Regions from separate parts of the Mus musculus genome. Here region 1 is linked to region 2. A link is a contact called in ENCODE Hi-C or POLR2A ChIA-PET data. All regions are on one chromosome and are shown on one strand. Each heading gives the region's core, a stretch centred on a gene start or an enhancer-like site at or near the end of the contact. The rest is flanking DNA. Distances are from core to core; before and after follow the strand shown.

The links. A loop is a pair of places that touch in the nucleus more often than their neighbours do. ChIA-PET counts read pairs that join two places held with the same protein, here RNA polymerase II (POLR2A).
Region 1: POLR2A ChIA-PET joins it to region 2 with 13 read pairs in Patski. The contact joins the enhancer-like site here to the promoter of Sipa1l1 in region 2. A Hi-C loop is called at or near these places in 2 of 37 maps with a recorded cell type or tissue (T-helper 17 cell and v-Abl transformed pro-B cells). POLR2A ChIA-PET finds 5 or more read pairs at or near these places in 1 of 5 experiments (Patski).

The regions. Positions count from the first base shown.
Region 1 is chr12:82,396,075-82,400,397 of GRCm38, forward strand. Sipa1l1 (signal-induced proliferation-associated 1 like 1) reads left to right here. Exons shown (of 21, transcript NM_172579.3): 8 at 119-692; 9 at 1,272-1,546. Among named protein-coding and RNA genes, the nearest start is that of Gm30916, 6.5 kb to the left of the region's middle. Within about 2 kb of position 1,874, at least 1 of the 3 ENCODE cell types and tissues checked has a DNase peak (open chromatin) inside an H3K27ac peak, as active enhancers do.
Region 2 is chr12:82,308,644-82,312,876 of GRCm38, forward strand. It overlaps Sipa1l1 (signal-induced proliferation-associated 1 like 1), which reads left to right and starts at 2,706. Exons shown (of 21, transcript NM_172579.3): 1 at 2,706-2,766.

The DNA of each region.
Region 1 (4,323 bases), core at 624-3,123, 87 kb after region 2:
ATGTCTGCACTGGACCAGCCCCGGCCACATGTCCCCATGTCCCCACGTCCCCATGGTGTAATAGAAGACAGACATACTGACACACCTCTCATCCTTTGTCCTTTGCTTTGTCTCTCAGTGTGGCAGTCACCAGGTCCAGAGATGTACCTTCTTTTGGACCTCCCATCCCTAAAGGGGTCACCTTCCCCAAGTCAAATGTGTTCAGGGACTTCCTTTTGGCCAAAGTGATAAATGCAGAAAATGCTGCTCATAAATCAGAGAAGTTCCGGGCCATGGCGACAAGGACCCGCCAGGAATACCTGAAAGATCTGGCAGAAAAGAATGTCACCAACACACCTATTGACCCTTCTGGCAAGTTTCCATTTATTTCTCTGGCCTCCAAGAAGAAGGAAAAGTCTAAGCCTTATCCAGGAGCTGAGCTCAGTAGCATGGGGGCCATTGTGTGGGCTGTCCGGGCCAAAGACTACAACAAGGCCATGGAGTTCGACTGCCTCCTTGGGATCTCCAGCGAGTTCATCGTCCTCATTGAGCAGGAGACAAAGAGTGTGGCTTTCAATTGCTCCTGCAGAGATGTCATAGGGTGGACTTCCAGCGACACCAGCCTCAAAATCTTCTATGAGCGGGGAGAATGTGTGTCGGTGGAGAGCTTCATTAGCGGTGAAGATATCAAAGAAATTGTCAGAAGGCTGCAGGTGAGACTGCTGTAACCATGCTCACTCCTGGGGTTTCGCAGACTAAAGCCAGGGCACAGAGGCCTGGGGCAAGATTGGCTACTCTGGCAATTCCTTTGCTGATGAGTGAAGCAACACAGTTTATCTGACGTTCCTGCTTTCCATTGTTTGTTGAGGAAAAGTAGCAGCCCTGGGCGGGTGGGATGACATGTTGTCTGGGGTCTTGTGCTGGGAAGTCACCTGCACATAACCCAGTCTCACTGCCCTGGTGGCGGGTGTTCCTGTAGTTGCTGAGAAAGCTGTTTAATAAAGCTGTCAATAACCCACCATGGATTATTTTTTAAGGACCGCTGAAAGTAGAATACAGGTTCTTTTTGCTGCCAGCCTATCCCAGATTTTTCTATGTCAGGAAAGCCACTGGTCCCTGTGGAGGCAGCCAGTGTGTTGTGTTTTCCTACCAAATTAGAGACTAGGGAAGAGGACTAACCAGCCTGCCCTCCAACCAGCTACCGGATGTTCGGAATAACTAAAGGCAGCATTTTCTTTAATGCCAAGTCCACTGTTAATGATTAACTGAGTACCTCTCATTTCCTTGTCTAGTTTGTTTCAAAAGGTTGTGAATCTGTGGAAATGACTCTGCGAAGAAATGGGCTGGGGCAGCTTGGCTTCCATGTCAACTATGAGGGCATTGTGGCGGATGTAGAACCCTACGGCTACGCATGGCAAGCAGGGCTGAGGCAGGGCAGCCGCCTGGTGGAGATCTGCAAGGTAGCAGTGGCCACCCTGAGCCATGAACAGATGATCGATCTCTTGAGAACATCAGTCACAGTGAAGGTTGTCATTATCCCTCCCCATGACGACTGCACCCCACGGAGGTAGGTCTGAGTTTACGGCTGCTGGGCCACATGGGACATCTCTTAGTAAGCAGAGTAGCCAGAGAGAAATTGTCCTCTTGTGAGGCTTATGGTTCCTGCGTGGAAAGTCTCCCGCAGAATGCAGTCCAGACAAGAGCTGCAACACCCATCTTCAGCATCTCGCACCGGAGGCCTGTAAGCAGAGCACATCCATCGAGGCTGTCTGAGTGTCTGTTCCTGTGGCATCGCGCTCATGCTGTCCTCACTCCCATGTACCTCACGAATGTTCAAAGCTCAATGGTTGCTTTAATCCCTGCTGTCTGGCTCTGCTGAGCCCGACTTCCAGGCTTTTTTTCTGGCAGCATCTGTGGGGCCAGGAACGGGCTTCAGATGACTCAGTGCTGTGCTTCATGCCTGACTGCCTTCTCTAGAGGGAAGGCTGGAGCCTCCTGCCTGTTCAGCTCCTGGCAAGCCAGCAGCACTGACCAAAACTTCACGTCTTTGTTGCTTGATTGAGCCAATCTAATCAACTGTTTTTCTCCTTTAGACTTAGCAAATATTTTTGTTGGTTTTAAACAAACAAAAAAAAAAAAAAAAAAAACTTGTAGCCAGTTGTTGCTGTCATGTACCTTAAATCCCAGTACTAGGGAGCCAGAGGCAGGTGGATATCTGAGTTTGATGCCAGCCTGGTCTAATTAGTGAATTCCAGGGCAGCCAGGGCTACACAGAGAAACCCTGATTGGAAAAAATCAAATTAAAAAAGAAGAAGAGAGAAAAAAAGTTGTATATTTTTAGCCACTACTTTCTAAGAATTTGTCTTAAATTTTGTAGTTAAAGCCAAAACATAACTGGGTGATGGTGGCACACGCCTTTAATTCCAGCTCTCAGGAGTCAGAAGCAGGTGGATCTCTGTGAGTTTCAGGACAGCCTGGTCTACAAAGCAAGTTCCAGGATAGCCAGAGCTGTAAGCAGAGAAACCCTGTCTTCTTGCTAAAAAATAAAAATGCAAAATACACACAACATCTAATTAATTAACTAATAATTAATCATAAATAAATACTGATAATTAATCTAACCAAACCATAGTTCTTTTTCTCCCTAAAATGACTAGTCCTAGGTCTGAGCACTCATGGATTTATGATTAGCAGATGGTAGACTATAAATCATTATTGTGGGTTATTTGTGCCCCTTAAAGACTTAAGTGAACTTCAGTTAAAAAAATCAGTCTTTATTCAGAATAGCATTTATTTATGCCATTTATCAGGTAGGCAGCCTGGGGGTTGTGTGCCTGTGTCGGAATATTCTGGGGCCATTCAGTCTGAGCAGGTTAAGGAACACTCTTTTATATAGCTGAGTTAAAAAAAAAAAAAAGATGACTCCACAGATCTTTTTGGTTTAGTCAATCTGAGATGGGTGAGTGTCCTCAGATCATCCTGTCTGTGTCTCCGTCCAGGACAGCAGGATCTGCTGACCCTGCCAGCTTTTCTAGAGTCTCCAAGTCCATTGTCACTTACATTAAGTGTTCTGCTGACCTGGGATTCACATGGTGGTTCAGAGGGCAACTGGGCTCTTACCTAGAACAATCTCTGAGTGCCCGGCTCTCCTCTGCTGTCACCTGACTGCCCTCCTTTGAGTTCCCTAAACAGGAGACAGTTTCTGTAGTCAGGAGAAAGTGTCTCAGCTCTCAGAGTCACAGACACAGTGGCTCTGCTCTTTTCTCTATGTTCCAGGTGTGTATGGGGAACTGGAATGAAGCAGTTGTGAGGCCGGACAGAATGGAGCTCCCATTGCCATCAAACTGAGTCATTGTTATTAGGAATCGAGGCCAGCGGTGAGGGGTGGCTTACTGGCCATGCTCATCTAGGCTGGGTTTATCTTCCTTGGAGTGTTACGGAATACCATTGGCTGAAGTTTTACTTCAATGTTATAGGTCCTAGAGAAAAACACAGTTCCGTGAATTAACACATTTAATTCTTTTAGCCATCCTATGAGGAGATACATACGACCATTGTTCATGTTGTAAGAAGCCAGGGAGGGCCCGTGTGATAGCTCAGGGAGTCAGGTCACTCCCACTGAGCTTGATGGCCTGAGGTTGGTCCCTGGGTCCCATGTGTCAGGAGGACACCCCACAGGTGTCCTCTCACAGTGTCCTGCTGCACAGTAAGTGCATAAATAAACACATGAATAAATAAATAAATAAATAAATATGATAAATCTTACAAAAGAGGAAGAAACTTAAGTAAGTTTTCAGGCTCCTCTGGCATCAGAATCCAGGTGTAAGTGCTGTTCTGTAGGTAGGCACAGACCCTTACCCTGCACATCAGTGTAAATCTGTGCCATTCCTGGTTCATGGTGTTATTTCTCCCACTCGCCTCTTTGAAGTGACCACCATGAAATCTGGAAAAGGCTGCACTGGGCCAGATGGGACAACCCATTCTGACATCAGAGCAGGCAACTCCTCTACCATATGAAGGAGCCACATCTGTCTTCCACTGGGAACCAACAGCCACCCTCTCCAGGCATGCACTGCTGCCTGCACATGTCAGGTGCTAGGCTGAGAAGCTGGGTGCTGCGCCCTAGCCCTCCCCGCTGGGAAGCTGGGTGCTGCGCCCTTGCCCTCCCTGCTGGCTGCTCTGTGCAGGTGGGAAATTGTGCACTGTGCAGATAGATGCCTTTGGAGGCCTGAAAAGCTGTTTGCTCCTGCAGAAGTGGCTTCAAAGGGAACAGTTGAAGCATTAGCACCTTGCTACAGTTTTCAACAAAATAGGATGGCTTCTGCTTCTGTCTCTTCCCTCCGC
Region 2 (4,233 bases), core at 1,456-3,955:
TACAAATATACATAAAATAAGTAAATAAATCACTTGGCATGCACGCACACACATTTTGTTTTGTTTTAAAAAGAAGTAAGGAATTGATTTAAGAATGATGGGGTTTTGTCAAGTGACCTATGGGCTGTCTTGATGTTTTTAGTGTTCAATTCCAGGCAGACTGAGCTCCCACAGAAACAATGGGAATAACTGATAGCAGTACAAACAGTGGTAGTAAAGGGTTAACACTGGATACATGACCTGAGTGATCATGAGAGCAGATCAGCTCTGCTGAAGGCAGGCAGTGCTTTGTCCTTCTCCTTTTTTTTCATATTCTATTCTAGGGAACTCCTTTATTCTCTTCTGATGTGGATACACATTGCAAAGGCTTCTAGGTTTTGGCTCCAGGGGCCACACTGCTCTGAACATTTCTGTTCATGTTGTTGGGAGATACATTGCTTTTCATGGCTCAGGCTCCTGTATTGAAAGGTAGACAAACAAGAGAAACACATGCAGGTGTATTTAATAGAAGTTTTATGTGCCATGTGCCCCTGGATCTTTCAGAAGAAACAAAGTCAAAGGAAATGGTTTTTTTTTTTTTTTTTTTTTAAGATTTATTTATTTTATTAATGTAAGTACACTGTAGCTGTCTTCAGACACTCCAGAAGAGGGAGTCAGATCTTGTTACAGATGGTTGTGAGCCACCATGTGGTTGCTGGGATTTGAACTCCTGACCTTCGGAAGAGCAGTCGGGTGCTCTTACCCACTGAGCCATCTCACCAGCCCAGGAAATGGGTTTTGGTCGTAATAATTTACATCCACTTAGCCAGCTTCTTTGGATCTTAGTGTTTTGTCTTTCTGGAGTTAGGGGCATTCCTTAAGGCACTAGGAGAGCACCTCTGCAGTGACACTCTCCTGGTCAGGGAAGGCCTGCTGCAGGGGAGGGTGGCAGATGGTCAGAGGCCCCTTTGCACAGATGTCTGGAACTTAATCTTCCTGGGTTAGCTTCCAGGGCTTTCCAGTTTCTTGCTGGTGCCAGTTGTGCGGTGGAGTGAACAGACTTCACTCCCATCCATACATTTTCTTCTCTTCTCTTTTTCTCTCTTGATAAAGCCTGATGAATGAAATGTAGCGTGCACTGTGGGGCTGTGGTCTGTGGTCCCTGGCTTCTGTGGAATCTACTTCTCCCAATCATTTGCTTGCCCCTCAGGAAATTACAATATTGAGTTGAAGCTTATGGTGAAATGGATTATCACAATTAATGTGCACTGAACCCAAGATGCAAGTTATGGAAAGTTTAGAAGTCAGAACTAGTCCAAGTCAGGGATGCTTCTTGAAAAGTTAAAGCTTTTTTTGTTTTTTTTTTTAAACAAACCATTAGTAATGTGACAAGACATACCACACCACAGTCAGGAGCAAGAGAGATATGAACACACTCATGTTGTCTGCTTCTCCTGTCTTCTAGGCTTTTTCTTACCCTATACAGTTCAGAGCTCCCTGACCAGGGACTGATGTTTTCCATAGTGGTCTGAGTGAGTGTCCCTTTATCAGTTGGCAGTCAAGGCCATCCTGCACAGACTTGCCCACACGCTAGTCTGATCTAAATAATTGCTCAATTCAAACTAGGTTCCCAGATTTTGGGAAGCTGGCATTCAAAACTAACCATCATAAGGTCCGTTTAATCGAGGGTGTGATTTGCTGTTGTGTTTTGCTGTTCTTCTTAATATTTTCCATGTTTGCTGCAGTGTTATCTGTGCTGATCCCAAACTCCTCGGCCTCCTAAAAGTGCCACCAAGGTGGGCTTCCACTGTACTGTTACTAGATCTCCAGGCTGGGCAGGGGCAGCACTCCTCTATTTCATTTGTGAATATTAAAAGCCATTCCAGTCTTCAAGAGTCTTTGCTGAGGCAGACATGTGCATTTTTTTTTAGAGAATTAGAAATTGAAGCTTATTTCCCAGGTTCATGCTCTATTAGGACTAGGTTCATTGGGTATTGGAGAGGTCAGGCTAACGGGCTTCTTACATTTTCTTTTAAATCTACATACTGTTTGAGGTTCATTTCTTATTCTTCTCTCTTTGTTTTAGAAGTCAACACTATTACTCAGTTGAAATGTGCTGCTTATTTTGATTTTGGAAAGTTGGATCTGTGGCTGGAGAAACAGTTCAGCAGCTAAGAGCCTCCTGCTCCTCGGAGACTCAGTCTGTTCCCAGCAGGGACTCCAGCTTCCGAGGGTCCAGTGCCCCTTTCTGACCTCCACAGGCACACACCACCCCACACGTGCGCGCGTGCGTGTGTTTGCATGTGCATGTGTGTGAGTGTGTGAAAGTAAAGAAAGAAAGCAAGCAAGCAAGAAAGAAAAGTCCAAGGCTGGGTGTGGAGCCCACAGCTTTAACTCTAGCACTCCAGAGTCAGAGGAGAATGTCTGAGTTTGAGGGCAGTCTGGTCTGCGTACCAAGTCCCAGGATAGGCAGGATAATAGAGAGAAATCTGTCTAGAAATAAATAAAAAACAAAGTTTGCCCTACAGTTGACACAGATGATCTTAGAAATATTTATAATGGGCTAGTATTGTAGACACCTCCACTTCTAACCCAATTAATGCTGCTTGCTTCATGAATGCCAGCCTGTTCACCTCAAAGATAAGTCCCTTGTCAAGACTGTGTGAACAGTGTAGTCTTGGTGGCCTTTCATATGCTCTTACAAAGTGTTTCTTGTTTGTTTGTAGGTCATATGTCATTAGTGTGGACGCTGCTGTCTTAAGTCTGTGGCCATGGCACCAGAACACAGTAAGTAGCAATGTTGCAAACTTTGGCTTTCTGGGTTTGAATATCTTCCTGGGGATGGAGCCCCCAGATGCATTCAGGCAAATGGACATTCACTTAGTTAAACCCCAATATGTATGTTTTGAGTTTCTAATTGCAGAGAAAGAAATATAAAACCAAGAAAAACAACTTAGTTTCCTCTTTTCACAGGGCATTCACTTTATTTCCTGGGGTTTAATTTTTTTACTTTCACATACAAAAACATGGTGATAGTCATGACCTGCATGTTCCTGTACACCCAGTGTTTGCCTGTAGTGGCCAGCAGAATGGGCAGCATGGCTGAACTGTGTCACTTATGCTGTCTATTCTTTGTGTTCGGGATCAGGGAGGCTGAGCACAGCTGAAGGGTGGACCTGCTGAGCTGTGGTCTCAAGCTGCCTGTCCACAACTGGCTTGCCAACTTTGGCTCCTTCATCAACTCTGAGGCAATGCCTAGCCAGGGGGATGGTCTCAGAAACAGCCCTAGTTCTAGTTCTAGTTCTAGTTCTAGTTCTAGCTCTAGCTCGTGAGACTCTGGGTGGGAGACCCTGTGGCAGGATTGCACCAAGAGACCCCAGTGGGTGACTCTGCAGCTCGAGACCCTGAGGCAGGTGTACCTAATCTTCTGGCGGAAGTCACCTCATACTTAGGACAGAGCTCAGGGAAACCTCCGCTACTCTCCCTGGATGTCACTGTATGCTGTTGTGAGGTCTGGTGTGGCTTTAGCCTGCTGGCTCCCAGCCCGAGCGAGAAAACCACACAGGATGGAAGACAAATCCAGAACCCAGGGCAGCCAGCCCTGAAGCCTGTCCCCTCTTGAGATACGCAGTGTTTGAGCCAGTCCATTTCCTTTCTGTTAAAGCCAGTTTGAGATGGGAGCCAAAACACCCGAATGATTCACTTAATCCCTACTTTATTTTTAGTAATCCATTAGTTTCCCCCAGGGACTGTGGGAGTAATTGCAAAGCAAGGCAAAATAATACCGTTAAATTAAACTGGCACGGCGTGGTGTTGACTGGCATCCTCTTTGCTCTCAGCGGGAGCTCTAGTGAGTTAGTATTCAGGATGGGAGGATAAACCTTGAGATGCGCGCTCTTTCTCTCTTCGTTTTCACCCAGAAGCTTGTGCCTCTTACTCAGCTGTCCACGGAGCCTAGGAAGCGCCTGGGCCCAGGCACCAGCCTTGCTCTCAGAGAAGATGTGTCTGCAGGCAGCGTGGACCTGTGCTATCTTCCTAGAACACATTGTACTCATGTTTTTAACACTTGTTTTTGATTTTAAAAATTAGTATGAGTGCTTCAGATATGAAAACAGTGTGAGGAAGAACATAATCCACACCCATCCATCTCTCCAGCACAGGAGACGTTTGTCCGTCCATCAAGCAGTTAAAACCCATGTTCCCCTCCTCTGCCCCCAGGAATCACAGCTCCACTTTCGTTTTCTATTGAGGTGG